2 separate regions of the Mus musculus genome follow, and region 1 is linked to region 2. The links are chromatin loops, found by intact Hi-C in ENCODE. Cell type or tissue: left cerebral cortex. All regions are shown on one strand. Each heading gives the region's core, and the rest is flanking DNA. Links, peaks and the distances in the headings are about the cores only.

The links. Hi-C counts contacts between places; a loop is a spot of excess contacts. Peaks named below come from ENCODE experiments on the same cell type or tissue, not always from the same donor. Only the 100,000 strongest peaks of a DNase experiment are listed, where the experiment ranks them.
Region 1: it touches region 2 in a loop (2.6-fold over the local background); 12 of 42 quality-filtered maps call a loop at or near these places.

The regions. Positions count from the first base shown.
Region 1 is chr1:166,421,895-166,438,292 of GRCm38, forward strand. It overlaps Gm39694 (a long non-coding RNA gene), which reads left to right and starts at 10,784. Exons shown (of 3, transcript XR_865712.1): 1 at 10,784-10,925; 2 at 15,479-15,568. It also overlaps the pseudogene Gm16418. In left cerebral cortex, for the core only: a CTCF peak has its summit at 7,302 (motif pointing right); DNase peaks (open chromatin) are centred at 7,342, 8,075, 8,308 and 8,751; H3K4me3 peaks cover 410 bases.
Region 2 is chr1:166,714,337-166,730,734 of GRCm38, forward strand. No RefSeq gene overlaps it. Among named protein-coding and RNA genes, the nearest start is that of Fmo9, 41 kb to the left of the region's middle. In left cerebral cortex, for the core only: CTCF peaks have their summits at 8,600 (motif pointing left) and 9,437; no DNase peak of the experiment used is centred there.

The DNA of each region.
Region 1 (16,398 bases), core at 3,944-11,943, 290 kb before region 2:
AGGGTTTATCTATCTTGTTGATTTTCTCAAAGAACCAACTCCTCGTTTGGTTAATTCTTTGAATAGTTCTTCTTGTTTCCACTTGGTTGATTTCACCCCTGAGTTTGATTATTTCCTGCCGTCTACTCTTGGGTGAATTTGCTTCCTTTTTTTCTAGAGCTTTTAGATGTGTTGTCAAGCTGCTAGTATGTGCTCTCTCCCGTTTCTTCATGGAGGCACTCAGAGCTATGAGTTTCCCTCTTAGAAATGCTTTCATTGTGTCCCAAAGGTTTGGGTACGTTGTGGCTTCATTTTCATTAAACTCTAAAAAGTCTTTAATTTCTTTCTTTATTCCTTCCTTGACCAAGGTATCATTGAGAAGAGTGTTGTTCAGTTTCCACGTGAGTGTTGGCTTTCTGTTATTTTTTTTGTTATTGAAGATCAGCCTTAGTGCATGGTGATCTGATAGGATACATGGGACAATTTCAATATTTTTGAATCTGTTGAGGCCTGTTTTGTGACCTATTATGTGGTCAATTTTGGAGAAGGTACCATGAGGTGCTGAGAAGAAGGTATATCCTTTTGTTTTAGGATAAAATGTTCTGTAGATATCTGTCAGATCCATTTGTTTCATCACTTCTGTTAGTTTCAGTGTGTCCCTGTTTAGTTTCTGTTTCCATGATCTGTCCATTGGTGAAAGTGGTGTGTTGAAGTCTCCCACTATTATTGTGTGAGGTGCAATGTGTGCTTTGAGCTTTACTAAAGTTTCTTTAATGAATGTGGCTGCCCTTGTATTTGGCGCATAGATATTCAGAATTGAGAGTTCCTCTTGGAGGATTTTACCTTTGATGAGAACGAAGTGCCCCTCCTTGTCTTTTTTGATGACTTTGGGTTGGAAGTCAATCTTATCAGATATTAGGATGGCTACTCCAGCTTGTTTCTTCATACCATTTGCTTGGAAAATTGTTTTCCAGCCTTTTATTCTGAGGTAGTGTCTATCTTTTTCTCTGAGATGTGTCTCCTGTAAACAGCAAAATGTTGGGTCTTGTTTGTGTAGCCAGTTTGTTAGTCTATGTCTTTTTATTGGGGAGTTGAGACCATTGATGTTAAGAAATATTAAGGAAAAGTAATTGTTGCTTCCTGTTATTTTTGTTGTTAAAGTTGGCATTCTGTTCTTGTGGCTGTCTTCTTTTAGGTTTGTTGAGGGATTACCTTCTTGTTTTTTTCTAGGGCATTGTTCCCGTTCTTGTATTGGTTTTTTTCTGTTATTAACCTTTGAAGGGCTGGATTCGTGGAGAGATAATGTGAGAATTTGGTTTTGTCGTGGAATACTTTGGTTTCTCCATCTATGGCAATTGAGAGTTTGGCTGGGTATAGTAGCCTGGGCTGGAATTTGTGTTCTCTTAGTGTCTGTATAACATCTGTCCAGGCTCTTCTGGCTTTCATAGTCTCTGGTGAAAAATCTGGTGTAATTCTGATAGGCTTGCCTTTGTATGTTACTTGACCTTTTTCCCTTACCGCTTTTAGTATTCTATCTTTATTTAGTGCATTTGTTGTTCTGATTATTATGTGTCGGGAGGAATTTCTTTTCTGGTCCAGTCTATTTGGAGTTCTGTAGGCTTCTTGTATGTTCATAGGTATCTCTTTCTTTATATTTGGGAAGTTTTTTTCAATAATTTTGTTGAAGATGTTTGCTGGTCCTTTGAGTTGAAAATCTTCATTCTCATCAATTCCTATTATCCGTAGGTTTGGTCTTCTCATTGTGTCCTGGATTTCCTGGATATTTTGAGTTAGGATCTTTTTGCATTTTCCATTTTCTTTGATTGTTGTGCCGATGTTCTCTATGGAATCTTCTGCACCTGAGATTCTCTCTTCCATTTCTTGTATTCTGTTGCTGATGCTCAAATCTATGGTTCCAGATTTCTTTCCTAGGGTTTCTATCTCCAGTGTTGCCTCACTTTGAGTTTTCTTTATTGTGTCTACTTCCCTTTTTAGGTCTAGTATGGTTTTGTTCATTTCCATCACCTGTTTGTATGTTTTTTCCTCTTTTTCTGTAAGGACTTCTACCTGTTTGATTGTGTTTTCCTGTTTTTCTTTAAGGACTTGTAACTCTTTAGCAGTGTTCTCCTGTATTTCTTTAAGTGATTTATTAAAGTCCTTCTTGATGTCCTCTACCATCATCATGAGATATGCTTTTAAATCTAGGTCTAGGTTTTCGGGAGTGTTGGGGTGCCCTGGACTGGGCGAAGTGGGAGTGCTGGGTTCTGATGATGGTGAGTGGTCTTGGTTCCTGTTAGTAGGATTCCTACGTTTACCTTTCACCATCTGGTACTCTCTGGAGTTAGTAGTTGTATTTGACTCTGTTTAGAGATTGTTCTTCTGGTGATTCTGTTACCGTCTCTCAGCAGACCTGGGAGACAGATTCTCTCCTCTGAGTTTCAGTGCTCAGAGCACTCTCTGCTGGCAAGCTCTCTTACAGGGAAGGTGCGCAGATATTTTGTTTTTGGACCTCCTCCTGGTCGAAGAAGAAGGCCCAAAACAGGGCCTCTCTCAGAAGTTGTGTTGCTTTGGCAGTTCCCAGAAGCTGTCAGCTTCTGTGGTGCAGACTCTCACCTGTGCAGACTAAAATCCTAAGTTCCAGGGAGTCCTGGAACCAAGATGGTGACCGCTGCTCCTGAGGCTGAGGCCGTCTCCCGAGCCAGGCGGACACCTGTCCTCTGGTCCGGACGGTGGCCGGCTGTCTGCGGCCCGCCAAGAGTGCTGCCTCAGCGGCTCTGTGCTTCTGCCCGTCCCAGAAGCTGTCCGGTTCTCTGGTGCACCCTCTAACCTGTTCAGACTAATTTCCTAAGTTCTGCTGAGTCCCGGAACCAAGATGGCGACCGCTGCTGCTGAGGCTGAGGCCGCCTCCCAAGCCAGGCGGACACCTGTCCTCTGGTCCGGATGGTGGCCGGTTGTCTGCGGCCCGCCCAGGCTGCTGCCTCAGCGGCTCTGTGCTTCTGCCCGTCCCAGAAGCTGTCCGGTTCTCTGGTGCACCCTCTAACCTGTTCAGACTAATTTCCTAAGTTCTGCTGAGTCCCGGAACCAAGATGGCGACCCAGCTTATCTCTTAGTATGAGTTTTGTTGTGCCCCAAATCTCTTGGTATGTGATATCTTCATTATCACTTGTCCCAAGAAACCAAAAACATCTTTATTAGTTTCTTTACTGAGTCATTTAGTTATTAAGAAGTTGTTTACTTTATACATATTTGTATACTTCACAAAACTTTTCTTGCCACTAGCTTTTAGATTTATTGTCTTTTAGTTGGAAAAAGTGATATGGTTTCAATTTTAAAAAGGTTGGAAGCTGTTGTTTTATGACCTGTCATATGACACATCCCAGAGAATGTAAAGTGTGATATTTAGAAGAACGTGTGTTTGTAGCTGTTGGGCAGAATCCTTGTAGATGTCTGTTAGGTTCATTTTGCCTAGATGCAATTATCTCTGGTATACTGGTTTTCTGCCTGGATGATTCATCCACAATGACAGTAATGTGTTTAAGTCATGTATTGTTATTGGATTGGAGTATATATTTTCCTTCAGACTTATTGAACAGACTTTTTAAACATAGCATCGATATTTACATATAATCACTATTACCTGTGGCTGAATCCACACCTCCATCATGAGATGAAGAGCTTTCTATCTCCTCTTCATACAAACTACATAGTTTGTATTTTTTAAAGATCCATTTAATCACTCTCCATCTTTAAATTGGAGATTTTTATTCACTTACATTTAAGGTAACTATTGTTAGCTTATATATTATCACTGCCAGCTTATTATAGCTTCCTGGTATATCTATAGATATTTTCTTTCCCCCTTTGTACAGTTAGTTGTGATTAAGCGATTTTTCTCTAGTTGTGTTTTCATTTTTATTTTAAAAAAGTATGTGTGTGTGTATGTGTGTGTGTGTGTTTGCTTGCAAGTATGTTAGTGCAGCATTGTGTGCCCAAAGATGTCCACAGAGTCAGGAAGAGGCAGTCAAATCCCCCAAACCTGGGGTTACAGATGTTTGTGAGCTGCCATGTGTGTGTGGGGAATGGGATTTGGATCCTCTGGAAGAACAGCAGCCAGTGCTCTTAACCACTGAGCCATCTCTCCAGCTCCTAGTAGCATGTTTTGATTACAAGTGTTTACCTTGTAGATTTTAAAAATTTATTTATTTGATGTTGTGAATACACTGTCACTCTCTTCAGACACACATGAAGAGGGCATTGGATCCTATTGCAGATGGTTATGAGCCACCAAGAGGTTACTGGGAATTGAACTCAGGACCTCTGAAAGAGCAGTCAGTGCTCTTAATTGCTGAGCCATCTCTCTAGCCCCCACCCACCGTATAGAGTTTTAATATCCATTCTACATGCATTTTTATGTTTTAAGCATACTGATGTAGATATTATATTTCTTTTTGATCTTCACTCTAAAGATATAGTTCTTCCATGCACGGTGTTTGCACCATGGATCATTTTGTTGGGTAGGTTGACAGCTCTTGTCTTTCTGTATATTCTATCTCATTCTACTCCCTGCTGTCAGGTAGGGTGTCTGCTGAGAGGCCTAATGTCAGGTGAGTTGGATCGCATGCATAGTATTTGGGGTTTCCCCCTCTTTCTTATGTGTGTGGTATACACATGTGTGATCATGTGTGTACATGCACATGTGTATGTGTGTATTTGGTGTGTGTGTGTGTGTGTGTGTGTGTGTGTGTGTAGCAGAGGATGACACTGAGTGTCCTTGGATGCTGTCCCCTTCTATGAGACAAGATCTCCCACTGGCCTGGAATTCCTCATGTAGGCTATGCTGACTGGCTAAGGAGCACCAGGGAGTTGTCTCCCCAGGTCTTGGATTAAATGCATATGCTACCAGTCTAGGCATTTCTCCTCACGGGTTCTGAAGAATGAACTCAGGTCTTTGTGCTTGCAAGGAAATCAGTTTGCCAAGTGAACCATTTCCCACACCTGAACTAAACTGGTTACCTGTACCTCTGTACTCCTTCTATAGCTGGGTGGTTGAGTTCTCCTCTCTACTGGAGGACTTTTCTGCTGTCTTTTTGAATAAGCTTTCCACCTTCTGGCCTTCTCAAAGGCTCTAGCAATGTGAATGTTTGTTCTTGTATTTCTGTCCTGTAGTTTCCAAAGGATTTATTTAGTCCATCTCCTTCATTTTTCTCTTTAAGTTATATATTTTCAAATAGCCCATTTTTGAGCTCATTAGATGGTCTTCTGTTTATTTGAGTCTGATAATGACGCTGTATATAATATTTTACATTCAATTTTAAGTACTTTTCTGCTTGAAGATTTGATTTTAAAAATTTGCTATCTGTTGTCTCTGATGAATTTATGAATTTTATTTTCATTTTCTTTCTTAAGATTTATTTATTTTATTTTATATGTATGAGTGTTTTGTCTGCACATATGTATGTGCACCACATGTGCCAGAGGCCAGAAGGTGGAAAGCTTATTCAAAAAGACAGCAGAAAAGTCCTCCAGTAGAGAGGAGAATGCAACCACCCATGTGGTGCCTATGGAAATCAGAACCTGCCCAGCACCAGGTATTGAGGAAAATAGCGATGGTAGCATTAGCGGATTTCAGGGGCAAAAACTGAGTTTTTCGAGGACTAAAATTGTTTACTTATAATAATATTTGCCGTTCTTAACTCTTTGCTTTTCTAGGATGAAAAGCCATTGGCTTCTGGTAATAAACTCTTGCTGGCATCATCAGGGAATTAAGAGGAAAAAAGGCTTAAGAAAAAATGCTGCTCAGGAGGCTCCTGCTGGCTAGGCAAGAGGCTTGCAGCTTGGTAACCCTTCATGAACCATAGAGAAAAGAAAATAAAGAAAGGGAGAACTCAAGCACACACACACACACCCTGCTCCGGCCATACCACCCATCTCATCAACTCTACAAGTGCTTATGCATATTTATACACACACACACACACACACACACACACACACACGTATGTAGGGACAAACAGACATACATATATACATTTGGTGAATGGGGCAGAGCCCCCAAGCCATACTTTAATTCTTCTCTCTGGCTTTCTTATACTTTCTTATACCTTTGTAGGCAATTTTTAAAAAAATTACCTCATAGATGAAATGTTACACAAAAGGGGCGTTACAGAAGGATGTTGGTGTTATCAGTTCAAAGCAGAGTTTCATTCTATAAGCTCATTGTAAGTTCAAAACAACAGTTTCACATGGCCTGGTGACAACTGTGACTTCATCCTTAGACCTGGCCTAAATGAATGTTTTTCCTTGGTCATAAATCTGTCCCAATCTTTTCTGCTTTCTTATTCTAGTGCAATCAGCCTGTAACACATAAAGGTTTACAGAGCCCTATTTGCAGCTCTTCAGAGAGTCAGAAGTTACTTGTGTAAATTTAGGAATTCCATAAACCTAGTATCAGGAACTATAAAAATTTCAGTTTGTCAACACAGCACTATTACGTGATAAGATATCTTTATTGAACTGCAGGGAATCTGCCCAACAGGGTAGGCTAATACCCAGGAATCATTAGGCTATGTAATAGTGACAGGAAAGGCATACCAGCAGGAAGAAGAAATCCTGGGATAAAAATCTCTGAAGATCCTGCAAATCAGAGCTTACCCATTGCAGCTGTGCAAAGCAGTGGGCCATCTCCAGAAAACCTACTTGTTTGTCTTTAGCCTTTCCTCAATGACTTCTGGCAGTTGAGTTCGAGGCCAGCCTGGTCTACAGAATGAGCTCCAGGACAGCCAGGGCTACACAGAGAAACCCTGTCTTGAAAAACAAAAATAAAAAAAAACAAACAAAAAACCCACCCCCCCCACAAAACCCAAACAAACAAACAAACAAAAAACAAAAAACAACCAAAACAAACAAACAAAAAGACCCAGCCATTTTAAATTCTCTGTCAAAGAGTTTGCACATATCCATTGCTTTCTGGTCAGTTTTTGATGCCTTATCTTTTAGGTAGGGTAATGGTCCTTTGAGCTGAATAGAAGCACCTATTATTGGACAGATTAGAAGTTTATTCCAGACTTCACTCTGTGGCTTTATTTGTGGCTATATTATATGGGCTGATATGTGGTGTGGTATGTGGTGTGGTGTGGTGTGGTGTGGTGTGGTGTGTGTGTGTGTGTGTGTGTGTGTGTGTGTGTGTGTGTGTGTGTGTGTTTGTATAATTGTGTGTGTGTCCTGAGCCTAGTCTGGTCTTACTCTAACACTAGAGGGTGTGTTCAGTATAGATTTCCTAGAGCCATGGTTGGTATATTATCAATATTTCAGCACTAGAGGGCACCCCAAAACTATATTTGCAGCAATCAGCAGTTGAAGCTGTTTTTCAGGATGGAATGGGTGTTAAAGCAATTTTTACTTTTTGATTTAGACATTTTTAAAGAGGATGTTTCTGTGCTGCCAAGATGGCTCCGATGGCTCTCACTGCCAAACCTGAGCACCTGAGTTCCACGCTGGGACCACGTGGTGGAAGGAGGGAGCCTGCTCCCTGAGGTTGTCCTCTGGTCTCCACATACACAGACACACAGACACACAGACACACAGACACACACACACACACACACACACACACACACACACACACACACACACAAAGAGAGAGAGAGAACAAATGAATATAAAAAATAAAATAAAGAGATTTTCAAATATTAAATATTAATAATTAATATTTCAGATTAAAAAGTGATGACTTTATTTCCAACCCAAATATCAGAAAATTCAACGTGAGTAACCCGTCTGATGAGAGAGAGCAGCTGATCACTGAGGCAGCTTCTTTGAAACAAGATCTTCAGACGATTGTGAATGGCTCTCAGTCTAAGAATACGGACACTTCTTAACCATTCGTTTCTGCATTAAAACACTCTTACTTGTGCAGTGTTGTTTTGAGACACCCACGAGATACTGTTACTCTTCACAATTCTTGTAAACAGCAAAAAGAGCGTGCTGCTAAGCCAGATCTGTCGGACTTACACATGGCTGTGGCTCTTGTAGAGGCGGAGGCTTCAGTCTCAATGACCCGAGTAACAGACTGCCAGGGAAGGCGGGAGACTTGAAGAGGGAGTGGCTGCATCTCACAGCCACACTGCACAGAGGCTATTATTATCATTTACTGACAGGAAAGGGAAACAGAAATAGGAAGTAAGGGATCTGGGCCACTGTTGGTAAGATTAGATTTTTTATTTCCAAAGGCAAGTTTTTTTTTTTTTTCCTTCCCCTTCCTATTTTTAGTTAGAATTGGCACATCATGGCTTGCATTTGGGGTGACTCAGTAGGTGGTTCTTAAGTCCTCTTGTCTCTGATCCTTGTACTATCATCTTAAATTTGCCGAGCCATTTTAGGCTCTTGGACATTGCCCAGAAATGTAAAGTGCTGAGGAGATGCAGGTTGCAACGTCTCTATTCCGTCTGCGCAGAGTCTCCCCCACACTGATACTGGCAAGTCAGATGGACAAGCGCTTTGATGAGTCAGGACACCTTGATATCTTTTTAACTCTTACAACTTTTGCTGTTTTATAAATGAGAAAGCTGACATTAAGGTAGATTAAGCAGTTTCCCTGTGGTAATACCAAATAGTAAGAGGCAGATGTGGTCCTGACATCCAGCCACCTGGCCCCAGTGCCTCTTCAGCAGATTCGACTTTCTCTGGAGGGCGAGGAGCTCTGCCCCTGGTGTCTATTCGGTCTTCCCATACCTTTTCTAAGTTTATACATCGGAGAAAGGTGCCTTAGAAAACAAAGAAGACACAGGACCATGACCGGAGCCACGTGCCATACAGAGCAAGGGAGGGCTGAGGGCTGAGAGCTTCCTCTGCTCTCCAAACAAAGGCTGAGTGTGGGAGACAGATGAAAAATTCACAGTAAAAAGGAAGGCAGTGATAGTGAAACTCTATTTCTTACTTGTTATTTTTTTAATTGGATATTTTATTTATTTACATTTCAAATGTTATCCCCTTTCCCAGTTTCCCCTCTGAAACCCCCCTATACCATCCTCCCTCCCCCTATTCCACCCACCCACTCCTGCCTCCCTACCTTGGCCTTCCCCTACACTGGGCCATCCAGCCTTCCCAAGACCAAGGGCCTCTCCTCCCATTGATGTCTGACAAGTCCGTCTTCTGCTACATATGAAGCTGGAGCCATGGGTCTCTTCATGTGTACTCTTTGGTTGGTGGCTTAGTTCCTGGGAGCTCTAGGGGGGTCTGGTTGGTTGATATTGTTGTTCCTCTTATGGGGTTGCAAACCCCTTCAGTTCCTTCAGTCCTTTCTTTAACTCCTCCATTGGGGTCTCGTGCTCAGTCCAATGGTTGGCTGTGAGCATCTGCCTCTAGTTGTCAGGCTCTGGCAGAGCCTCTCAGGAGACAGCTATATCAGGCTCCTGTCAGCAAGCACTTCTTGGCATCCACAATAATGTCTGGGTTTGGTGTCTGTAAATACGATGGATGCCCAGGTGAGGAGTCTCTGGATGGCCTTTCCTTCAGTCTCTGTTCCACACTTTGTCTCCCTACTTCCTCCCTTGAGTATTTTGTTCCCCCTTCTGAGAAGGACTGGAGCATCCACACCAAGATCTTTCTTCTTCTTGAGCTTCATGTGGTCTGTGAATTTTTTTTTCCAAGGCATAAGAATAAGGTTTAATGCTGCACCTATCAAGGCAGCCCTAGTGTCTGTCAACGCGGAAGCTCCCTGAGCGGTGCAGACCTCTCCAGTGTCCAGCTTCCTCAGTGTCCTCCACAGGACTACGCTGTGTCTGAGGCCTCGGCACATGGTACCATCGAGGCCTGTGGTGGGGGAGGGGCTGCCTAATCGTCCTTCTTAAACTTGCCGTTGATGTAAGGCACCCAGTCCAGGATCAGCTGCCAGTCCGTGGCCCACACCAGTCCCACAGCACCCACAGTGCCCCACATGCCGGCTGTGGGAATCCAGTTTCTGGCCAGTTCCCGGTAGCGCGGGCCTAGAAACCTGCTCAGCATCGCTGCAGGGTCTCAATACTGGTCTGTGAATTTTATCTTGGGTATTCCGAGCTTTTGGGCTAATATTTACTTATCGGTGAGTACATACCATGTGTGTTCTTTTGTGATTGGGTTACCTCACTCAGGATGACATTTTCTAGTTCCATCCATTTGCCTGTGAATTTCATGAAGTCATTGTTTTTAATAGCTGAGAAGTACTGCATTGTGTAAATGTACCACATTTTCTGTATCCATTCCTCTGTTGAGGGACATCTGGGTTGTTCCCAGCTTCTGGCTATTATAAATAATGCTGCTATGGATATAGTGGAGCATGTGTCCTTGTTATATGTTGGAGCATCTTCTGGGTATTTGCCCAGGAGTGGTATAGCTGGGTTTGCAGGTAGTACTATGTCCAATTTTCTGAGGAACTGCCTGGCTGATTTCCAGAGTGGTTGTACCAGCTTGCAATTCCACCAACAATGGAGGAGTGTTCCCCTTTCTCCACATCCTCACCAGCATCTGCTGTCACCTGAGTTTTTGATCTTAGCCATTCTGACTGGTGTAAGGTGGAATCTCAGGATTGTTTTGATTTACGTTTCCCTGATGACTAAGGATGTTGAACATTTCTTTAGGTGCTTCTCAGACCTTGTTATTTGTAATCCCCCCACCTCTAAGTAAATTAAAAGTGGGATTATTAAGAATAACAAGGGTATTATTCATAAAATGTATAGTACTTATATTACAAGGACTTTGGGCTTTAGAATCAAGTACATCAAAGCTCTTGATTATATAAACTAATGAATTTTTCTTTAAAAGCAAGAGCCTGCAAAATCCCATGATCATCAAGAGGAACACATCTTCCCCACAGAAGCAGAAGCACAGTATGCCTAGTGTGAAAGCCCCACGCCAAAGAGCACTGAGTGTCTTTACCAACCCTTGGTCTGCACAGGACTCAGGAGAGCCAGGTGAGGAGGGACAGGTGGAACAGGTGGCATGTGGTGTGAACTTGAGCACAGAGTGTAAATAAGTAGAAATAAGAGGAGGAGTTGATGAATTAGTCTCTGATTATCCTTCAATCAGATCTGTGAAAAGGGTCTGTGGTTAGAGGGCCTAAGACAGAAGGTGATGTCTGTGAGCTCCGAGGAGAACTTCAGGAGAAGTTCAGGAAAAGAGGCCATGCAGTGTGGATAGTTACGGTTACACCTCATAGAAACTTCAGAACATTTAAGAGCTTAACTAATAATAACATAGCCTAGTGTTATAGAACTCTGTCCCCTGGGTATGACGTGGTCACGACTCCTGAAGTCAGGGCAACTTTGATTACTGTGCCAGACCCTCACAACATTAGGCTTGTTAACATTTCATTGTGGTAGGGTCATATGAGGCCCCACAACTCTGGAGATACGTAAGTGGTTAACAGTTGGGAGGGAGAGGAGCCATTTTGTAATGAGATCAACCTACAAGTTGCCCCTGATCCCTAAGAAACCCTAATAAACTCACTGGACCATCAAGCTAGGTTTGCATAAAATTGTTTTCTTTTTCAAAAATTTATTTATTATATAAAATTTTCTAATTTATATAGTTTTCTATATTTAATTGTGTGTAAGAGTGTGCATTTGTGTGAGTGTTAGCATGTGTGAGTGAGACTGTATGTGTATGTTCCTGTGTTTGTGTGTGAGTTTGTGTATGTGTGTATGTTTGTATGTGTGTGATTGAGTCTGTTTGTGTTTATGTGATTTTGTGTGTTTGTGTGATGTTTGTATGTTTGTGTATGTGTGTGAGTGTGTTTGTGTGTGTCTTCTGCATATGTGCCCCAATGTGCATGCAGAGGCCAGAGGACAACTTACATGAGTTCATTTTCTCTTTCTACTATGTGGCTCCCTAATATTGAACTCCAGTCTTTAAGCTTGGCAGCAAGCATGTTTCCTTGCTGCTCTGTCTTACTGATCCTTGGGTGGAATCAGTTCTTTGGTTGGTTGTGTTCTTGTCTGCAGTGAAAAAAGCATTTGTCTCTATGGAGTGATATCATAAGCCCGTGATCCATTGTGAAACCCACTAGCAATGTTGGGATAGGAAAATAAAATGAATGATGGGTGGATTCTATTGTAGCTCAATTGTTCTCATCATGGCATCTATTTTCCATTAATAATGGATTAGTTCAGTGAATTCTCAGAAGCTGCACAGCAATATTGTTATCTTTGAGAGGAAAAAATAGAAGATAAGGTCAAACCCCAGAGAGAAATATGCCTTCTGAGAATTCTGAGCCTCTTGGTGACTGAGCTTTTTCAGGGCATTGATGTGGTGGTGCTAAGAAGGCTGCTAATGGGTACCTCAGCACCCAAAGGTGTGAACTCACTGAGGTCACAAGCAGTACAGCAGCAGTGGCATAGCAGACAACCCATGCCAGCTTCTCATTTCTCCTGTCCCACCTCCCCCTGCCTCATAAGATGGCTTTGCTATAACTAGTAGATTCAACAAACTTAAAGGCACAGATAATCAGACCACTATTACATTTAACGTACTTTAAAAAAACCTTTAAATTCTTTGTGAATTTCACATCACACACCCCAACCCCACTCATCTCTGTAGAGTGAATATCTTGTGATTGTATGGATGTATCACTTGTATCCATACATATTAAAAAGTATGGCCTATGGCTTAGGCTGAAAATAGAAGGTGGGCCACTCAGAAGGAGAAAGAATTCTGGAATAGAGCCAGGCACGGTAAGATCATCCTGGGAAGTTGTGAGGAGATGGATACATAGTACCTGAGCACAGGAAACCAGCCACATGGCAGAATTGAAGTTAAAACAAATGCATTAATTTATGATTCTAGTCAGAAGAGAGCCTTTCTATATGGCCAAGGTATTTGTAAATATATCTTGATTTTGAGTTTTATTTCTGAGAGCATGAGGCTGGCAGGAAGAACCAGGTCTAACTATAACACATCTCCCCATCTCTTCATATCTGCTCTCCCCCAAAACAAAACAAAATCTTGCTGTGGAAGCTGCTGTATGTCAGGTGTGTTATACAGTATACCCTATTTGTCCAAATAGCTTACTTGCAAATGTTCATGGCAATGAGTCACTGGTCTGGTTCAAGGCCTCTGGCTTCTGCTACTCTATCAATACTGGATCCTCACCAGGGACTCCTTCTGGATATCCTGTTGTTGCTCTGCGTCATGAAGAACTTGCAGCTTTGGATCTGCAGGACTGGACTCTTTAAATTCTCCAACAGTTTGTAGATGGCGTAGATGTTGGTGTGAGCCAACTCACAGCCCTGGTTCTGGGTCTGGGTGGGTTTGGGGCTGAGCTGGTCAGCTCACTAGCTCTCCTGCACCTGAGCCACCAGGGCTGGTCCTTCCACTTTGTCCAGGTGTGGGGCAGGGACAGATCTCCTGCTCTCATGTCCTGGGGCCAGTTCACCTGCATGCCACAGGTGTGTGTGTGTATTTTTCAGGGAGTGTTTAATATACTTTATTTAATTTTTAATTTTTAATAAGTAGTTTGACAAGTGTGGTTCATCAGTTGGCTTTTATGAGTTGGCAAACCACTGGGGCCAGAATCAGGTGCTGGATATTTATAGGAAAAATGCGTTTGGAGTTATCTAATGTGAATAGGTTTTTAAAGAAAGGAAATAAGTGTCTTTTATTTAGCCACGTAAGATTGAAGAAAACTTATACAATCTAGTTCCATTAAACTCGTTAGGTTAGTGAAAAACTCCTTAAGAACTATCACTGTCTTTATTTCCCCCCACCTCCGCCAGCCCCAAGCCTTGTTGAATAGTTGTTTTGGAAAAGATAGTTTTGTTGATATCTATCTATCTATCTATCTATCTATCTATCTATCTATCTATCTATTCTAATTTTTCATACATTTACAATTTACACACACACATTCACACACACACTCACACACACACTCACACTCTCACACATACACACACACACGCTCACACACACTCACACACACTCATACACATACACTCACACACACACACTCACACACTCACACACTCACACACACACACTCTCACACACTCACACTCACACACACACATACACACACACACACACACACACACACACACACACACACCATTTTAAGGATGCAAATGGTTTTGCATAGCTTCTTTACCTTTCTGCCTTTTCTTCATGCTTGAGAAGGAACTAAGCCAAGGACCAGGCTGATTTGGCTTCCAAGTTTACAACTGTTCGACCACATTCTAAAACTTAAGTTTTCTCCCCAGGACAATAAGGACACATTTATCATAAAGTGGTTTCCTTTTGTATTGGGAGGTGGAGAGACCAGCAGAACAGAAGGCTGTAAGTTGGCAGGTGAGGCTGTGTCTGTGTATGAGTAATCTTTGAATTCACTCTTCCAATGAAGTGACTGACGCTCACTGGGTTTGAGGAACGTATTTCCCTCACTCTGCTCTGTCCTCCAGCTTGTGGGCAGGGACAGAAAATAAACAGTTAATATAGGGCACAGAGCTGAAATTAATTAGGAATTTATAGATTAATCTCCTGTTTCGGTTTTTAATCATTTGTTTGAGAATTATTTATTTTACTCGATGCATATGAATGTTCTGACTGCATGATGTATGTGCACCATAAGCATTCGTGTTAGAGCGCCTGGAAATGAGCTTACAGATGGCCGTGAGTCACTGAGTGGGATCTGGGAGTCAAACCTGGGTCTTCTGCAAGAGCAACAAGTGTGCTTAACCTCTGAGCCCTCTTTCCAGTTCCCCACCTCATGCTTCTGATGCCACAGTAGAGAGCTCTTCTGGCCACCACGAGGTCCTTAAAATGTGAATGCAACTAAACCCTTTGTCCCTTGCTTGTCAGAGCAACAAGAAAGCTAATTTAACAGATCATGAAATCCCTTGTTTTAAGAAAGAGGCAAATGAGGCTTAGAGTTAGTTTCTCAGTAGGTTCATGGTAAAATGGGTATCTTGGTCTGCAGTGATGCAATGTGGCATCTTCTCCTGATACACCAGATATTCTGTAGGGTCTTGGAATGATGGTGGGATGAAGAAAGGAAACCATACCTGGAATAACAATTTAGCAAGGACCGTCTGCTTCCTCCTCAGAACACAAGGTCTGAGGTCATTAACTCACTAATGAAGAGCTTGCCACTCCCTTCCAGGGGTGGTGCTACCTCAGATCTCAGAGTTGGCCTCTGCTACTAGCACACTGAGCATCCAGCAGGAGCAGGACCTAGACCTGTGTTAATGGGAGGGACTTCATACCATTAGTTAGGTCTATGTATAACACCGAAGCCTGGACCCCATATTCATCATGGAGTGGCTGTATCAACAAAAGGCTCAATGGGGAAGGAACCTGGACATTGTGTGAGTGTGTGTGTGTGTGTGTGTGTGTGTGTGTGTGTGTGTGTGTGGTGTGTGAGAGAGAGTGGGGGGGCTGTTGTTGGGCATCAGTGTGAAGCATGGGGCTCTTTGTGGCAATTTTAATAAATTCATCTACTCGTCTTATGCTCTTTTGGTTTCTAATCTTGTAGTTTTGCTTTTCCTGGGATCCAGATCATCCAGTTAATCCACTGTCTACAGCACAGGAACCCAGGCAGATTCTATTTCTCCTTCCATACAAGGTAAACAGCTCATAGGTCTGCCTACCAGGAGTAATTAATTCCCAGACAAACTATCTTGGGGCTAGGGCCAAGATCTCTCCCTCTATCAGGGGGATGTACCTGTCATTCATGAGGTAAACTGAATGACAGACGTCAATGCAGCAGACTCAGGGTGACTCTGAGATGGAGGACATGCCACTTACTTGTATCCTTTTGACATTCCTAGGTTAGATTTAACTGCTTGATTTTTCTTGTATAGGAAGTTAGTTCTGTGTTCTGATCATCGTCGCTCAGTGAGTGTGACTGTCCTTGGCTTGTTTAGGGTAGTTTCTGTGCCATATCCAGAATATACTGTTTTCATAGCAGACAGCAGAGATGCTAGAGGCTTGGAGAACCAGGCACGCACATTTAGAATGGCTAGTTAGTCAAAATTCGTTCATTCTACTTGCTTCCATTATCCAAAGCAAGTCACCTGGTCAAGGTGGTAATTGTGATGTAATCAGTATTATTATTCTTGTTGTTACTATTATTTATTATTATTATTTATTAATTGCCACATGCAGTTTCTAGGCAAAAACCACAATTCATGAGATAAGTCAAATTATTTCAGCTGCCAGCGGCTATTTTTTTTTTTTATTTGTAAAGTACATTTGTTATAGTCTCTCATTTGCCACGTGGTGATTAGAACTTAGCTTTTTACCATGCCATGGTATAAAGTGGACATCCACAAGGAGGAAGAGCAGTAGAGGGGTTACAAAGGAACATGACAGACTGGATGGAGAAAAGAGCCCATGAGGCCTTAACACTACACCAGGAACTAAGCTACTGAAGAAATCTTGGAGCAGGGCAGG
Region 2 (16,398 bases), core at 5,182-13,181:
TTGCCTTAAATCTGATTACCATTTAATTAAGTCTCTTGCCAATATCTCTCTAGTTAATTAAAGTTAGGATGTCTCCTTGATGGTTAATGTGATTATTATAATTAATTAAAACCAGACAAGGTGAAAAGTCTCTGAACTAGAGAGATGAAGGATTGTTTTTCTAATATTGAGTTTCTAAAACCAGTAGCCTCAGCTCTCCTTTAGAGAGTCTGAAGGGAATGAAGAAAGGGACAAATTGGAAGTTAATACCCCAACTAATAAGTACACACACACACACACACACACACACACACACACACACACACACCACATACACACAGAGACTCATACATACATCACATATACACTCAGACATACACACAAACAACACAAACAAACACACACTCTTTTATACATACACTCTTACACACAAACACACATACACAAACATGCGCACACAAAAATATACATATAAATATGCACATATATTTTGACTCATATATGTTATTTATAATCACTGATGGTCACTCTATTTGTGTTACATCAATGACGTGAAACGCAACTACTGACCATTTAAATGAAGGTAAATATACAAACTGAAACCATCAGGAATCTTGGACTATATTAGTCAGAAGAATTTGGTATCATCTGTGAGAACATAGGTGATGACTCAGTTTCTAACCAAGAAGTGGGATAATCAGTTTACAAATTCTGATAGAGTTTAAATAAAGGCCCTCCATTTTAAGATGCTTTCAAAAATAAAGCATGACTTAAATTTTTTGCTTTTTAACCCAGAAATTTATATAACTTTATTTCCAAATCTGGTTGAGATTTAAAATCACGTGGGAAGTTAAGAGAGTGCAAACTTGGCTCTTATTTATGTTAAATCCAAATCTGAAAGGACAGCTCTAAGCATCACTGTTTTTATTAAGCTACAGAATCACCACAGACCTCTATCAATAAAAGCATCAATATCGCTTTATCAGGAACTGTGTTCATATAGTGTCAAGTGCATGCTTGGCACCTCATTTAGACACCTTGAGAACCCTGGAAGTCAGTGTCATCTCCATTTTACCCATAGAAAAAGATTAAACTAAGTGCTGTTTACCAACCTTACACAGCAAGTGCTGGTTAAACCTCAGTAAAACTTGAGAGCCTTTCTTACTTGGGTTTTTTTCAGCTTTCAGACTCTTGCAGTGCATGTTAAGATTAGAACATGTACACTTGAACAATACACCTACAAAGACGGAAAGCTCTGTAAACTTTATGTAATTCATCACCAGAGTCTTCCAGTATCCTAAGCAGGGCACTGTCGTTGGCTGCCTGTTGTTAGAGAAGAGAGATGCTTTGTGCTCTACCGGGCTTGAAAGTGAATGCATTAGAGGGGGTGCTGCTTCTGTTCATTTCGGAGGCCTAGCCTCCACATGAGATTCATAGGCATATATATTACATGGTGAATACATGCTACATATATGCAGACATACACACATGCATAGCCATGCATGTTACATGCTAAAACATAAACATATGTACATATAGATGCAATATACTGATTACTATAGGCAAAGTAACGATACCCAGCATTTCACACTTATTATTCCTGAGATTGTCCTCCTGTGAGTTCTCCTCATTCTTTTTTTTCTTAGTGATGAGAATTGAACAAAGGTCTCATTCATAGATAGGTAAGGGCCATATCACACCTGCTCTCTGTATCCATTTATATATATATATATTTCCATTTCAGTGTGTGTGAGTGTGTGAGAGTGTATGTTGTATGCAGGTGCATGAGTATAGGGGCATGTGTATACATGTATGTCCAAAATCTTTATCACCTTTTAAATTTATATGCATATATTAAAGTTACTATAAATATATTGAAGTAATACATGTACACATCTGTATGTGTATGTATATAGAAGTATGTGCATGCGAAGGTGGCACTCTTGGAGCTCAGAGGAGTTGGGTCCCCCTGTTGTGGGAAATATTAAAAAAACGAACCCGCCGACTCTCTGCACTCCTGCTTCTCTCAACCTGCCAATTCTCTGGCCCCGCCAGACCACAAGGCTCCCACCAGGTCAACTCAACTCGGTGGTCTCTCCATCTGCCAACTCTCTGGTGGGGCCCTTGAGTTCTTCTCGCTAACACGCACTCCACGCACCCCACAGTCAGCCATCTCAACACCCACTTACCAGGTAGAATTAAAACTCTTAAAGCTTATAGTCAACCAATCAGACTTATATATCAATAAAAATCACAATTTACAAGATGACAATACAATAATTTTAGAGCCAATTGATAGTGATAAAAGCTTTATCCCAATTGTTCTGTTATGATATCATAACTGTGGCTGCTTCAAGCCACACTGGTTTACACACACCTCAATTCTCCTTCCTCTCTCCGCTAAGGCGCTCTCCCCCAATGCCACTCTTAGCTCCGCCTTCCTTTTCCCTGTCCAATCATGGGTCTCTCGCTGCCCTAATGTGATTGGAAGAGAAAATCCTGTAACAGTCCCCTGAAGCTAGAGTTACAGGAGATATTAAACTGCTTGGCATGGGTGCTGGGAAGCAAGCATGAGTCCTCTGCAAGAGGAATGGGTGCTCTTACCTGTGAACTATTTCTCCCACCCATATCACCTCATTTTAAGTCTTATTTATTTGTATTAATTTCGCATTTACCTAGACCTGGCATAGAACATTCACACATTTCTTCAGACCCATAATCTAATCACATGATATAATTGCTTTAGTTCGTATTGGGAAACAAATAATAAACCCTATCTCTAACCTAACCCTAGCCTAAATGGAATTTGGGATTCCATTTTCAATGCTAAAAGAATATTGCTTTTAGGCTTCATAATTTGTGGATCTGTTTCCTCTTCCCCAGAGCCGGTATTTGCTTCGTGGAAAAGTTGTCAAGTCTTATTCCCTAAGCTTGGCAAAACCCATGAGAGATAATACTCAGAGCACCTAGCCTCCTTGTGCTGAGTGGAGAATTATGGTAAAACTAATCTGGAACCAGGCTCAGTTTTAGAAACCAAATTAAACTGTTAATTGGGTATACAACACTAAGTGGTCGACCCTGAAATCATGTGCATACAAGCAACTCTAATGAGAGAGCAAGTTGTATTTAAATATTTATGAATACACATGCATAACAACAATAATAAAGGAAAAGAAAGCCATAGATTTGAAAGAGTTTAAGGTGAGTAGATATTAGGAGGGAAGGAAAGGTGGAAATAATGAAAATATATTTCAATGAAAACAAAATGAGGAATATACATTTTGTATATCAAGATATTAAAATACCATAACCAACTCCTCAATTATATGTGTCTTTAAAATTAGGTAAAAATAAAGCCATCGTGCCATCATCACCATCTTAAAACAAAACAAAACAAAACAAAACAAAACAAAACAAAACAAAAAACACTGGGTTCAATTAAAGCACTATTTTGGGAGGAGATGCTAAGTCGTAAATTGTTCTCAGGACTTGCATATAAGAACAGTGTAGTGGGAGACTATGTACTCAGATAGTATCATCACCGGTAGGCTCATCTTACTGATTCAGTATCATGTTTCTCAACTCCAATGCTACTAGCATTTTGGGCCAGGTGGTTTTTGTTGGTAAGGAAGGGTGCTACCCTACCCTACCACAGAATGCTAGCAATATGACCACCTCTAGTTCTTCCTTTCACTCCACTTGTATTACAAACTCAGACATGGTGATATCCATGTGGCTGTAGGGAACAGAAACAAAGTAACTCTCTTGGATTAGTTTAACCAACAGGGAACCCACATTTGAATGAATAAAGCAGCTGAAAAGACATGTCTTCTCCTTCATTATAGGGTTTCTTATACTCTAGGGACAAACCTGTGTACATGACCAAAATTACCAAACTGAAAAGAACCCAATGGGATCAATGAATCCAAGTTGCATTGAATCCACTTAAGTCTCACTCAAGGTTTTAAAAAGAAGACAGATACTGACTGGGGGAATTTAAAAGTTTCTTTGTGTAGCAAAGGAGATGGGTGAGACCTTGGGGCTCTGAGTGGAGACAGAAACATCTGTAGATGAGCAAGACCCAACCTCTGGAAGTCCATTACCTACCTGCCTTTAATTTTGGCTTTCTTTGGTTTTGATGTTGGACTGCATCTCACTTACCAAACAGTAGCGTGGCTTTTGCACTGGCCTTAAAGTTAATCTCGCTCTGTAGACCAGGAAATGTGCATTTTTAAAAGGTTCTGTAAGATTCCTTTTTAACTTTAGTGCTATTTTAGGTTCACCAAGAACTAACTGAAGCACACAGAGGTTTTTCTTCATACTCGACGTCTTGCTGCGGCAGTGCACAACCTGAACTGATTACATCAGTGTTCACCCTTGGTGTTGTATATCCTAAGAGATTAATAATGGCCGCACATCCCACAAATACACTATCCCAAGAAATGTTTTCACTGCCCTGAGATTGCACTCTGGCTCTTCTTCTCCTTTCAGCCTGGCCCAACCACTGATCTTTTTCTTCTTCTTCTTCTTCTTCTTCTTCTTCTTCTTCTTCTTCTTCTTCTTCTTCTTCTTCTTCTTCTTCTTCTTCTTCTTCTTCCTCTTCCTCTTCCTCTTCCTCTTCCTCTTCCTCTTCCTCTTCCTCTTCCTCTTCCTCTTCCTCTTCCTCTTCCTCTTCTCCTCCTCCTCCTCCTCCTCCTCCTCCTCCTCCTCCTCCTCCTCCTCCTCCTCCTTCTTCTTCTTTTTCTTTTCTATCTCCACAGATTTGTCATTCTGAAAGAGAAGTTGGAGTCATAGGGTGTTCATCTTTCCCAGTGGCTTCTCTCACCTAGCAATATGCATTTTACTTTTCTTTATCTTTTCAGCCTTGGGTAATAATCTATCATCTGTGAGGACTGGGCTTTCATTATTCATTACCTACTGAAGGACATCTCCCTGGCTTTCAGGTTTGTTTGGTTTTTTTTTTTTCAGTCATGAATAAAGCCTCTATGTAAATTCGCATGCAGGCTCTTTATGCGTACATAAATTTCCACATCCTCTAGATGCCTGCGAATACTGCAGATTGCTAATGTGTTTTGGTTTACAAGGATACTTTGGGCTGTCAAGGTGGCTCAATAAGTACAGCATCTGCTGCCGAGCCTTGGTGTTCAGAGTTTGACTCCCAGAACCCATGTGGTACCAGGAAAGCGTCAACTCCCACGGGCTGTTACCTGATCTCCACACGTGCCCATGCCACCCCTTACCCCCAGATAAATTCGACAAAGAAATAAATAATTTACATTAATATTTAATCTGGGCTGCTCATTTTAAAAAACAAAAACAAAAAACAATTCTTTTATTGTAGTGTAGTTAGATAGAAGTAGATCCAGGAGATCACAAAAAGTTTAAGTGTCATGAGGTTGGTGGTAAACACAATCTGTATGGCTGTCGCAATTTCCAGATTTTGTTCCTTTATGCATAGTGAATGGGCACATGGCATCCCAGTATAAATACATTTGTAAGGTTCTATCACATGGCAAGCATTATTTAGTCTCAGGATTTTAAGTCAACAATCCTTGGAAGAGTTAAAACAACTCTCCAATATTAAAGGATAGCCATTTGCTCTTAGCCATCTGACTTATAGATCTAGTTTCATAATAATGAGATATAGACTGAGTAAACATGTTAATTAAAATTTGTGTTCTTCTGTATGTAAATAGTTACTAGGCAGTCCATTAGCTGACAAAGCATGCTTGCTAAGGCCTTTGTTTCTCTTTTAAGCTTCTGTATTGTCCTTGCTGGAGTTTCCTCCTCTGATTCCAGTTAAACCCCATGGCTCTGGCTTCCTGCACAATTCCCAGGTAAAGCTGAAGGAGCAGCAAAGATGGCGGTACAATAGTTCAGATGTTATCACTGCTATCACTTAATACATCTTTACATTGACCCAGGAGCTGCTTCAGGCTCTCTTGTGAGGTTGTTTTTATTATTATTATTATTTTAATTACTCATTCCATTCCTTTACATCTCAATGATAGCTCACTTTCTGGTTACCCCTCCACAAACCCCCTCCCACATCTGCCCTCCCCACTTCCCTTTTACCTCTATGAGGGTGCTCCCCATCCACCCACCCTCTCCCACCCTACCACTCCAACACCCTCCTATGCTGGGGCATCAAATCTCCACAAGATCAAGGGCCTCTTCTCCCATTGATGTCAGACAAGGACATCTACTATATATGTATCTGGAGCCATGGATTCCTCTATGTACACTCCTGGGTTGGTGGTCTAGACCTTGGGAGCACTGGATGATCCAGCCAGCTGATGTTGTTCTTCCTATGGGGTTACAATCCCCCTCAACTCCTCTAGTCCTTCCACCAGCTCCCCCACCAGGGTCCCCGAGCTCAGTCTGATGGTTTGGCTCCAAGCACCCACATCTGCATTGGTCAGTTGTTGGCTGAACCTTCCAAGGAACAGTCATACCAGGTTCCTGTCAGCAAGCCCCTCCTGGCAACAGCAATGGTGTCAGGGTTTGATGTCTGCAGACAGGATGGATCGCCAGGTGGGGCGGTCCCCAGATGGACATTCCTTCGGTCTCTGATCCATTTTTTTTTGTCCCTGTCTTTCCTTTGGACAGGAACATTTCTGGGTGAAAAACTTTGAGATGGGTTGGTGGCCCCATTCCTCGACTGGGGGTCCATGCCTGTCTACTGGAGGTGGTCTCTACAGGTTCTATCTCCCCTTCAATGAGCGCATTTTGGCTAAGGTTGTTCCTGTTGGGTCCTCAGAGCCTCTCACTTCCCTGACTTCTGGGACCCTCCAGTGGCTATCCCCAGTTCCTCATCCCCCAGCCATCTAATTCTACAAAGTAGATTTTATTAGCCCATAGTTTTCAGGGGAAAAAAAAGTCATGAAGAATAGAAGTTCAGCAGCTTGACCAAAGTCACACCCAAAGCTGCAACTGGCTGGCCTGGGATGGCCTCAAATAGTTCAGGTCCTTAGCCATTTCTGTTGGTGAGTAGTGTCAATACTATAAAGGTTATTTCTGTTGCTCTGAAACTGGCAAATATCCACTCTGTTTTATATATATATTTTAATTGTATGATATTTAGGTATGAATCTCCAGAGAATAAGCCATTGTTTTATATTCGTTAGTCTTACATACATGCTGCAATACCCTACATTTAATTATAGTACTTGTTTTGTTTCCTATTCAAAATGATATTCTAAGATGCCTACCCCACCCCACCTCCCCAACCCCGGCCACAATTGTCAACAGAGTGCTTTCAGCTACCTTCTGGGAAGCTACTGATGGAATGTGTGTTTATCCTCAATTACTTTGCTGATGAAATGAACCATACTGGTAGTTTCTCTAACATCCAAGGATTCTCAGCCCTTAAGTCCTATGCTGCGCGGTGGTGATAATAATTTTTTTTCAGAAATTCTTTATCAGTTTTATTATTCTGTTTAAACTGGGTTACCTAGTGTTAAATATATATGAAAATCTTTGAAACTGTCAAATCCTCCATCTTTTTTCACAGTCTGAGATAATTTAAATAATATAAGATATAACCATTTCTGATCTTTACAAAAAGTCATAGAAAAACTCAATCCAACTGAGCTTTGATGGTGTTTACAGTACTAGGCATGCATTCCCTCCTGTGAAACAGGCTTCAATCTGACTAGAAAGCATCTTGTTAACCTGTAAGACTCATATAACCATCGTACCTGTGGGCATATTTTGCCAAGCAGTTCAATATTACAGTAAGCAGGCTCCAGCACTGGATAAGACAGCTGGTGTCTTCTCTCCCCCCAGTAGCCTGAATAGCACCTCCTGGCACAATAGAAGCCAGGCAGAAAGGAGTGAGTTTACTGGTTGTTTTAAGATTCGTGTGATGTCTTCAGCAACAGAGTTTTGTCGTGTAGTTATGGTGAATAACCGAGGGCACATATCTTCTGCTGGAATTTTCGTGCAACAACTTGTGCCTTCTGGAAGCAGCACTGTCCATCCATGCAGGGTACCTCTAATTAAACTCTTTCTTAAAAGATTTATTTTTATTTACGTATACTTGTATTATGTCTATATGATTATGTGCAGTGTGTGTGTGTGTGTGTGTGTGTGTGTGTGCGCGCGCCATCAAAGACTAGGTCTCTCAGAGGTATAGCTACAGGAGATTGTGAGCCACGTATGTGGGTGCTGGGACTCACACTTGGGTTTCCTGGAGTAGCAAGTGTTCTTAACCACTGAGCAATCTCTCCAGCCCCCATACTCCTTTCTAACTAGTGAATTTCCATGAAGATTTAACAAATCTTCAGTTCTGTCAGTCTTCGTAGTATCCCTTATAACATACTCTTTAAAATGTTTCCCATCCTACTTATTTTTATTCTTTTCAAGGGAACACATGTTAAGTTTTGCAAAGCCTGTCAGTAACTTTATATTTGTTCTCTATTAACTTCTGCATTGTCTTTGTCATTTTCCCTCTTTCTGATTTCTTCACGGCTTATGTTCTTGTTCCTGCTTTGATTTTAAAAATTGAATATCTTGGCACTGGCAAGATTGTTGGCTGTCGAAAGTATGCACTACTCCTATAGATGACTTGAGTTTGGCTACAGGCACCCATGTTAGGCACTTTATAGCTACCTGTAACTCTAGCTCCATAGGATGCAATGCCCTCTTCTGGACTCCACGGGTACCTACACTTACAATATAAATTCCTATATAGGCACACACATACACATAATTTTAAAATGTTTTCAATCTTTAAAAAATATAGCTATCTCCTGAGAGTCTGTGCCAGAGCCTGACAAATACAGAGGCGGATGCTCACAGTCAACCATTGGACTGAGCACAGGATCCCCAATGGAGGAGTTAAAGAAAGGACTGAAGGAGCTGAAGGGATTTGCAACCACATAGGAAGAATAATAATATCAACCAACCAGACCCCACTCACACCAGAATTCCCAGGGACTAGCCCACCAACCAAAGAGTACACATGGAGGGATCCATGGCTCCAGCCACATATGTAGCAGAGGATGGCTTTATCTGGCATCAGTGGGAGAAGAGGCCCTTGGTCCTGTGAAGGCTCTAAGCCCCAGTGTAGAGGAATGCCAGGGTGGGGAGGTGAGAGTGGGTGGGTGGGTGGGGAGAAAACCCTTATAGGAGCAGGGGGAGGGGGAATGGGATAGTGAGTTTCTGGGGGAGGGGGGAACCAGGAAAAGGGATAACATTTAAAATGTAAATAAAAAATATCCAATAAAAAATTAATACATTTTTCCTTATTTTTAAAGATGCAGCCAATATATCTTCCTACACAGATACTTGTTAGCTCAGGAACAATAGACACATAAAGCCAATTCTCTATCAAAAGAGAGAATCTGAGCACAGTAGTTTGCACTTTCAGGCCCAGCTATCGAGAGAATGAGGCAGGTGGATCTCTTGAGCACAGGAATCTGCATCTTACTTGAGCAACCCAATCTCCATCTACTGGAGAAAAAGAGGAAAAGCTAAAGAGTCTGAGACAAAGGCAGAGGTATCAGGTCATGGTTTCAGATTTTAAAAATTCAATCCCAGCAAAAATTGTGTCCTTTAGAAAAACCTATGTACTCAGAGGAATAAAAACCTTACCAAGGTCTGAAACAGAGGTCTGGGAAGGTGATTTTTCAGGCTGATGTTTCTTGAGTTGAGTGTCTCTGACCATCTTCCTATATTTCTTTTAAAATATGCTAAAGAAGTAGGTAAGCTGGCCTGTTGGTACTCAGAATTGGCTCCAGGCATGGAGTACCGACGTCTTCTTGGGCTTTCTTAGAATCATAGATTCTCAGGCCCTCACAGAAGCACATGAAATGTGCATTTTAACATGGTTCCTCATATTGAAGAACTCTCGATTTATTGGGACTGAGGCTGAGAGAGAAAGTGAAGCTATGAGAAGTGGGAAAGCAACCCTGACTAACCCAGTGGCTTCTGGTTGATTCTGCTTCCCACAGAGAGCTTAGTCAGTTTTCTGGTGGCTCTAGTGGCCTTGGAGCAAGATCATTCGGGTTCTGTTGATATACTTCAGGGATACCAATCAAGCACGGGACAGGTCTATTGTGCACAGCCATTCCTGTGTGAGGGAGGCTGCAGGTGCCTAGCTCAGAAGCTCTGACCAGAAAGCAAGAATAGAGTTGAGACAAGAGCTGCTGTGGCCTGAGAAGGGGCACCCCACCCTTTAGAATTACCAGTGTCCTTCCCGTTTGTTCCTCATCTCTGACATCTGGAACAACTTTCTCCCACCTGCCTTAAATCATGGTCTGGGCAGTGTCTCTTTATTTTCTTTTCAACCTGAATTCTCTCAGCCTATTTGGATACTCCAGGATCTGGTGTTTATCTCTCTCAGCAGCCAGAAGTGAATAGCAGTTGTTTGTATTCTGTTTCTCACCTGACACTCTGCTCCTGCTTCAGAGTGCACTGATCATCACACTTCCTGGAATATTGATTACTTGCCATCTCAGGAAGACTTGCTTTAACCAAACACCCTACATAAAACTGAAGTCCATGTTTGGTACTTCTAATAGCCACCTTAGTTAGTCCTACATTTTCCACTGTATTTATTGTCTTATATGCTATATAGTTTACTAACTTGTCATATATAGAAAAAGACAATAAACTTTTAACTGTGTTGCTTACAAATGTATTCTATGTAAAATAGTGCTTTGTCCTACAGAGTCTCCATAAATATTTGTTGAACTGACTTGAGTGGAATTTTATTGAATAAAAGAACTATCATGGTGAGAAGTGAGTGGTTCACTGGTCCCCTGAGCACCATTATCTAGCTCTGGCCTTGCTCCTCAGTCTGAAGGAGCCCTGCAGGACCCCAAGAGCATCATGTTTCCCTGCGGAAACCTTCGGGGCCCCAAAACTAACCATCTTGGAATCCTGCCTGACTACTCATCCTATTGGATCTGCCCAATACCCCAGCTGGGTCTGACTTGGACACATCCTGAAGAGTAGGGTCCACCCATGACACAGCCTGTAGAGTGGAGTTCCCTGACCTTCGTTGTCTGGTCCATGGCTCCCTCTATCTTTGAGAGAAGTCCTGCTGCCATCGGGATCATCCAGCCAACACCAGAGAAAACCAAATGCCTGATGAACAGTATAAGAACACAATCAACAAGACCAAGAGCAATATAGCACCACCAGAGTCCAGCTATCCTGCGACAACAAACCCTGGATATCCTAATTAAACTGAAACATAAAAGAGAACTTTAAATCCAATTTTATAAAGATGATAGAGGCCTTTAAAGAGGATATGAATAAATCTTTTAAGGAAATACAGGAAAGTATATTCAAACAGGTGAAGGATATGAATAAAACTGTCCAAGACCTGAAAAGGGAAATGGAATCAATAAAGAAAATACAAACTGGGGCAACCTGGAGATGGAAAAACTAGGAAAGAGAACAGGAACTAGAGACATAAGCATCACCAACAGGGTACAGGAGATGGAAGAGAGAGTCTCAGGTGTAGAAGATTTAATAGAAGAAATCAATACATCAGTAAAAAAAATGTGTAATCTCAAAAGTTCATGACACAAAACATCTAGGAAATTTGGGACACTATAAAAAGACCAAACCTAAGAATAATAGGAATAGAAGAAGATTTCCCCCCTCAAAGGGCCAGAAAACATCTTTAACAATATCATAGAATAAAATTTCCCTAATCTAAAAAAGAAGTGCCTACACAGGTACAAGAAACTTACAGAACACGAAACAGATTGAACCAGAAAAAAAAAATCCATCTGCCACATAATAATCAAAATACTAAATATACAGAACAAAGAAAGAATTTAAAAGTACTAAAGGAAAAAGGCCAAGTAACATACAAAAGCAGACCTATAAGAATTACACCCACTTTTTCATCTGAGACAAAGCTAGAAGGGTCTTGGTGGAGGTCTTGCAGACCCTAGGAGACCACAGGTGTCAGCCAAATCTACTATATCCAGCAAAATTTTCAACCACCATAGATGGAGAAGCCAAGATAATCCATGGCAAACCAAATCCAAACAATATCTCTCCATTAACCCAGACATACAGAGGATATTGAAAAGAAAACTGCAACCCAATATAGGCTAACTATACTAAAGTAAAATAATAAAACCACAAGAAATAATTAATTTCACAACATTAAAACCAAAGGAAGAGAAACACGTGCACACACACACACTCAAGCACTTAACCATAACCAACATCAAAATAACAGGACATAACAATAATTGGTCATTAATATCCCTCAACATCAATAGACTCAATGGGCTCAATATCCCAGTAAAAAGACACAGGCTAACGTAATGGATGTGTAAACAGAATCCATCATTCTGCTCTATACAAGAAACACATTTCAGCAACAAAAATAGTCATTATCTCAGTACAAAGGGCTAGAAAAAGGTATTCCAAGCAAATGGGCCCAAGAAACAAGCTGGAATAGCCACTCTAATATCTAATAAAATAGACTTTTAACAAAAATTAATCAAAAGAGACATAGAAGGACACTTCATATTCATTAAGGGAAAAACCCACCAAGAAGACATTTCAATTCTGAACATCTAAGTGTCCATCAAATGCAAGGGCACTCATATTTGTAAGAGAAACATTACTAAAGTTTAAATCATACATTGAATCCCACACATTAATAATAGGAGACCCCAACACCCCACTCTCACCAATGAACAGGTCATCTAGACAGAAACTAAACAGAAAAATAATGAAACTAACAGAGGTTATGGTTCAAGTGGACCTAACAGATATCTATAGAACATTTCACACAAACACAAAAGAATATACCTTCTTCTCAGCATCTCACACAATCTTCTCCAAAACTGACCATATAATTGGTCATAAAGTAAACCTCAACACAGATAAGAAGATTGAAATAGCCCCTTGAATTTTATAGGATCACCATGGATTAAAGCTAGACTTCAACAACAATGGAAACAACAGAAAGCCTACATACTCGTGGAACTGAACAACTCTACTCAATGATCACTGAGTCAGGGAAGAAATTAAAGACTTTCTAGAATTCAATGAAAGTGAGGCTACAGCATACCCACACTTATGGGACACTATGAGAGCAGTGCTAAGAGGAAAGTTCATAGCAATAAGTGGCTTCATAATGAAATTGGAGAGTTATCATACTAACAAATTAAAAGTACATCTGAAGGCTTGAGGGGGAAAAAAGGAAGAAGAAGCAAACATACCCAGGGGGAATAGTGGTCAGGAAATAATCACACTCGGGACTGAAATCAACCAGTCAGAAACAAAGAAAAAGAATCAAGACACCAAGAGCTGGTTCTTTGAGAAAATCAACAAGACAAATAAACCCTGAGCCAAGTTAACCAAAAGACAGAGAGACATTGCCCAACTTAACAAAATCAGGAATAAAAAGGAAGATATAACAACAGATTCTGAGGAAATTCAAAGAATCATTAGGTTTTATTTCAAAAGTCTGTACTCCACAAAATTGGAAAATCTAAATGAAATGGATGATTTTCTAGACAGATATCAATTACTGAAGCTAAATCAAGATCAGGTAAACTATCTGAATAGTCCTATAAACCCTAAGGAAATAGAAGTAGTCATTAAAACTCTCCCAACCCCCGCCCCCCAAAATAAAGCCCAGGGCCAGATGGCAGGTGGTTTAAGTGCAGAATTCTACCAAACTTTCAAAAAAGAGTTAATACCAATATTTCTCAAACTGTTCCACAAAATAAAAACAGAAGGAACACTGCCAAACACTCATTCTACAAAGTCACAGTCACCCTGATACCTAAACCACACAAAGACTCAACAAAGAAAGAGAACTTCAGTCCAATTTCACTTATAAACATTGATGCAAAAATACTCACAAACAGAATCCAGGAAAACATCAAAAACATCATCCATCATGATCAAGTAGTCTTAACCCCAGGGATGCAAGGATATAGGGAAATCCATCAATGTAATCAACCATATAAACAAACTAAAAGGAAAAAAACACATGATCATCTCACTGGATGCAGAAAAGGCATTTTACAAAATCCAACATGCTAAAAGTCTTGGAGAAACCAGGGATATGAGGGGCATACCTAAACACAATAAAGGCAGTATACAGCAAGCCAATATCAAATTAAATGGAGATAAACTTAATGCATTTCCACTCACTGGGGACAAGACAAGGCTGTCTACTCTCCACCTATCTTTTCAATATAGTACTTGAAGTTCTAATTGGAGTATTAAGACAACTAAAGGATATTGAGAAGATACAAATTAAAAAGGAAGAAGTCAAAGTATCGATATTCCCAGATGATATGATAATATAAATAAGTGACCCCAAAAATTCTACCAGAGAACTCCTGCAGCTGATAAACACCTTCAACAAAGAGGCTGGATACAAAATTAACTGAAAGAAATTAGTAGCCTTTCTCTACACAAGTGATAAATGGTCTGAGAAAGAAGTTAGGGAACCAGTAACCTTCACAATAACCACAAATAACATAAAATACATGTGTGTAGCTCTAACCAAGCAAGTGAAAGACCTGTATGACAAGAACTTCAAATATCTGAAGAAAGAAATTGAGAAAGATATCAGAAGGTAGAAAGACTTCCCATGCACATGGGTTGGTAGGATTAGCATTATGAAAATGGCCATCTTGCCAAAAGCAATCTACAGATTCAATGCATTTCCCATCAAAATTCCAACATAGTTCCTCACAGATCTTGGAAAAAATAATTCTCAACTTCATATGGAAAAACAAAAAATCCCAGGATAGCTGAAATAATCCTGAACAATAAAAAAAAAAACAAAAAACAAAACAGAAGAACAAAAAACAACTTCTGGAGGTATCGCTATCCCTGACTTCAAACTGTACTACCAAGCAGTAGGAGTAAAAACTGCATGGTGTTGGTATAGAAACAGGTGGGTAGGTCAATGGGATCGAATCAAAGACCCAGAAATGAACCCACACATGTTTGGATGCTTGATTTTTGACAAAGAAGCCAAACCATGTAATGGAAAAGGGAAAGCATCTTCAGCAGATGGAGCTGGTCTAACTGCATGTCTGCATGTAGAAGATTGCAAACAGATCCATATTTCTCAACCTGTATAAAACTCAGTCCAAATATATCAAAGACCTCAATGCCTCAATGTAAAACCAGATACACTAAATCTAATAAACAGAACATGAGGAATAGCTTTGAACTTGTCAATGCAGGAAACAACTTTCTGAACAGAACATCAATGTCTCAGGCACTAGGGTCAACAATTGACAAATGAGACCATATGACACTGAAAATCTCCTGTAAGTCAAAGCACACTATCATCAGGACAAAATGACAGCCTATAGACTGAGAAAAGTTCTTCACTAACCTTACGTCTGACAGAGAGCTAATATCCAAAATATATAAAGAACTCTAGAAGCTAGAGGCTGAAACCCAAATAACCCAATTGAAAAATGGGGTACAGAGCTAAACAGAATTCTCAGCAGAAGAATCTTGAATGGCTGAGAAGCACCTGAAGAAATGTTCAGCATCCTTAGTCATCAGGGAAATGCAAATCAAAACGACTCTGAGATTCCACCATACACCCATCAGAATGGCTAAGATCAAAAACTGAAAGGACATGCTGCCAAGGTTGTGGAGCAAAAGGAACATTCCTCCATTGCTGGTGGGAGTGTGAACTTCTACAGCCTCTGTGGAAATCCATCTGGTGGTTCCTCAGAAAACTGGGAATAGTGCTACCTCAAGACCCACCTATACCATTCCTGGGCATCTACCCAAAAGATGCTCCACCACCTCACAAGAGCACTTGCTTAACTATATTCATAGCAGATTTATTGTAATAGCCAGAAGCTTGAAACAACCTAGATGTCTCTCATCTGAGGAATGGATACAGAAAATGTGATATATCTACACACTGGAATACTACTCAGCCATTGAAAACAAGGACATCATGAATTTTGCAGGCAAATGGACAGAACTAGAAAATATCATCCTGAGTGAGGCAACCCAGACCCAAAATAACATTCATGGTTTATACTCACTGATAAGTGGATATTAGTCATAAAGTACAGAATAATCACGGGGGGGGGGGGTATAGGAGTTGACACCCAGAGGGGAGTTCCCCTTCTCAAAAGAAGGGGAAGTGGGAATGTGGGGAGGACTTGCATGAGGGGTACTGAGAGGAACGGAAGGACTGATATTGGATTCTAAAGAGAATAAACAAATAAATTTAATAATAATAAAAAAAGAACTATCACTCACTACTTAATTAAACCCATACCCAAAGGTCTACTCTCTCCTGGATGAGTCCCATCAATAGATAAAAGTACTTTTTTTCTCATCAAAACTAAATCTCAGGAGTGGTGAGGTGGCTCAGAGGATAAAGCACTTGCTGGGCAAGCCTGACGGCCTGGGCTCAACCCCCAGGACCCACACAAA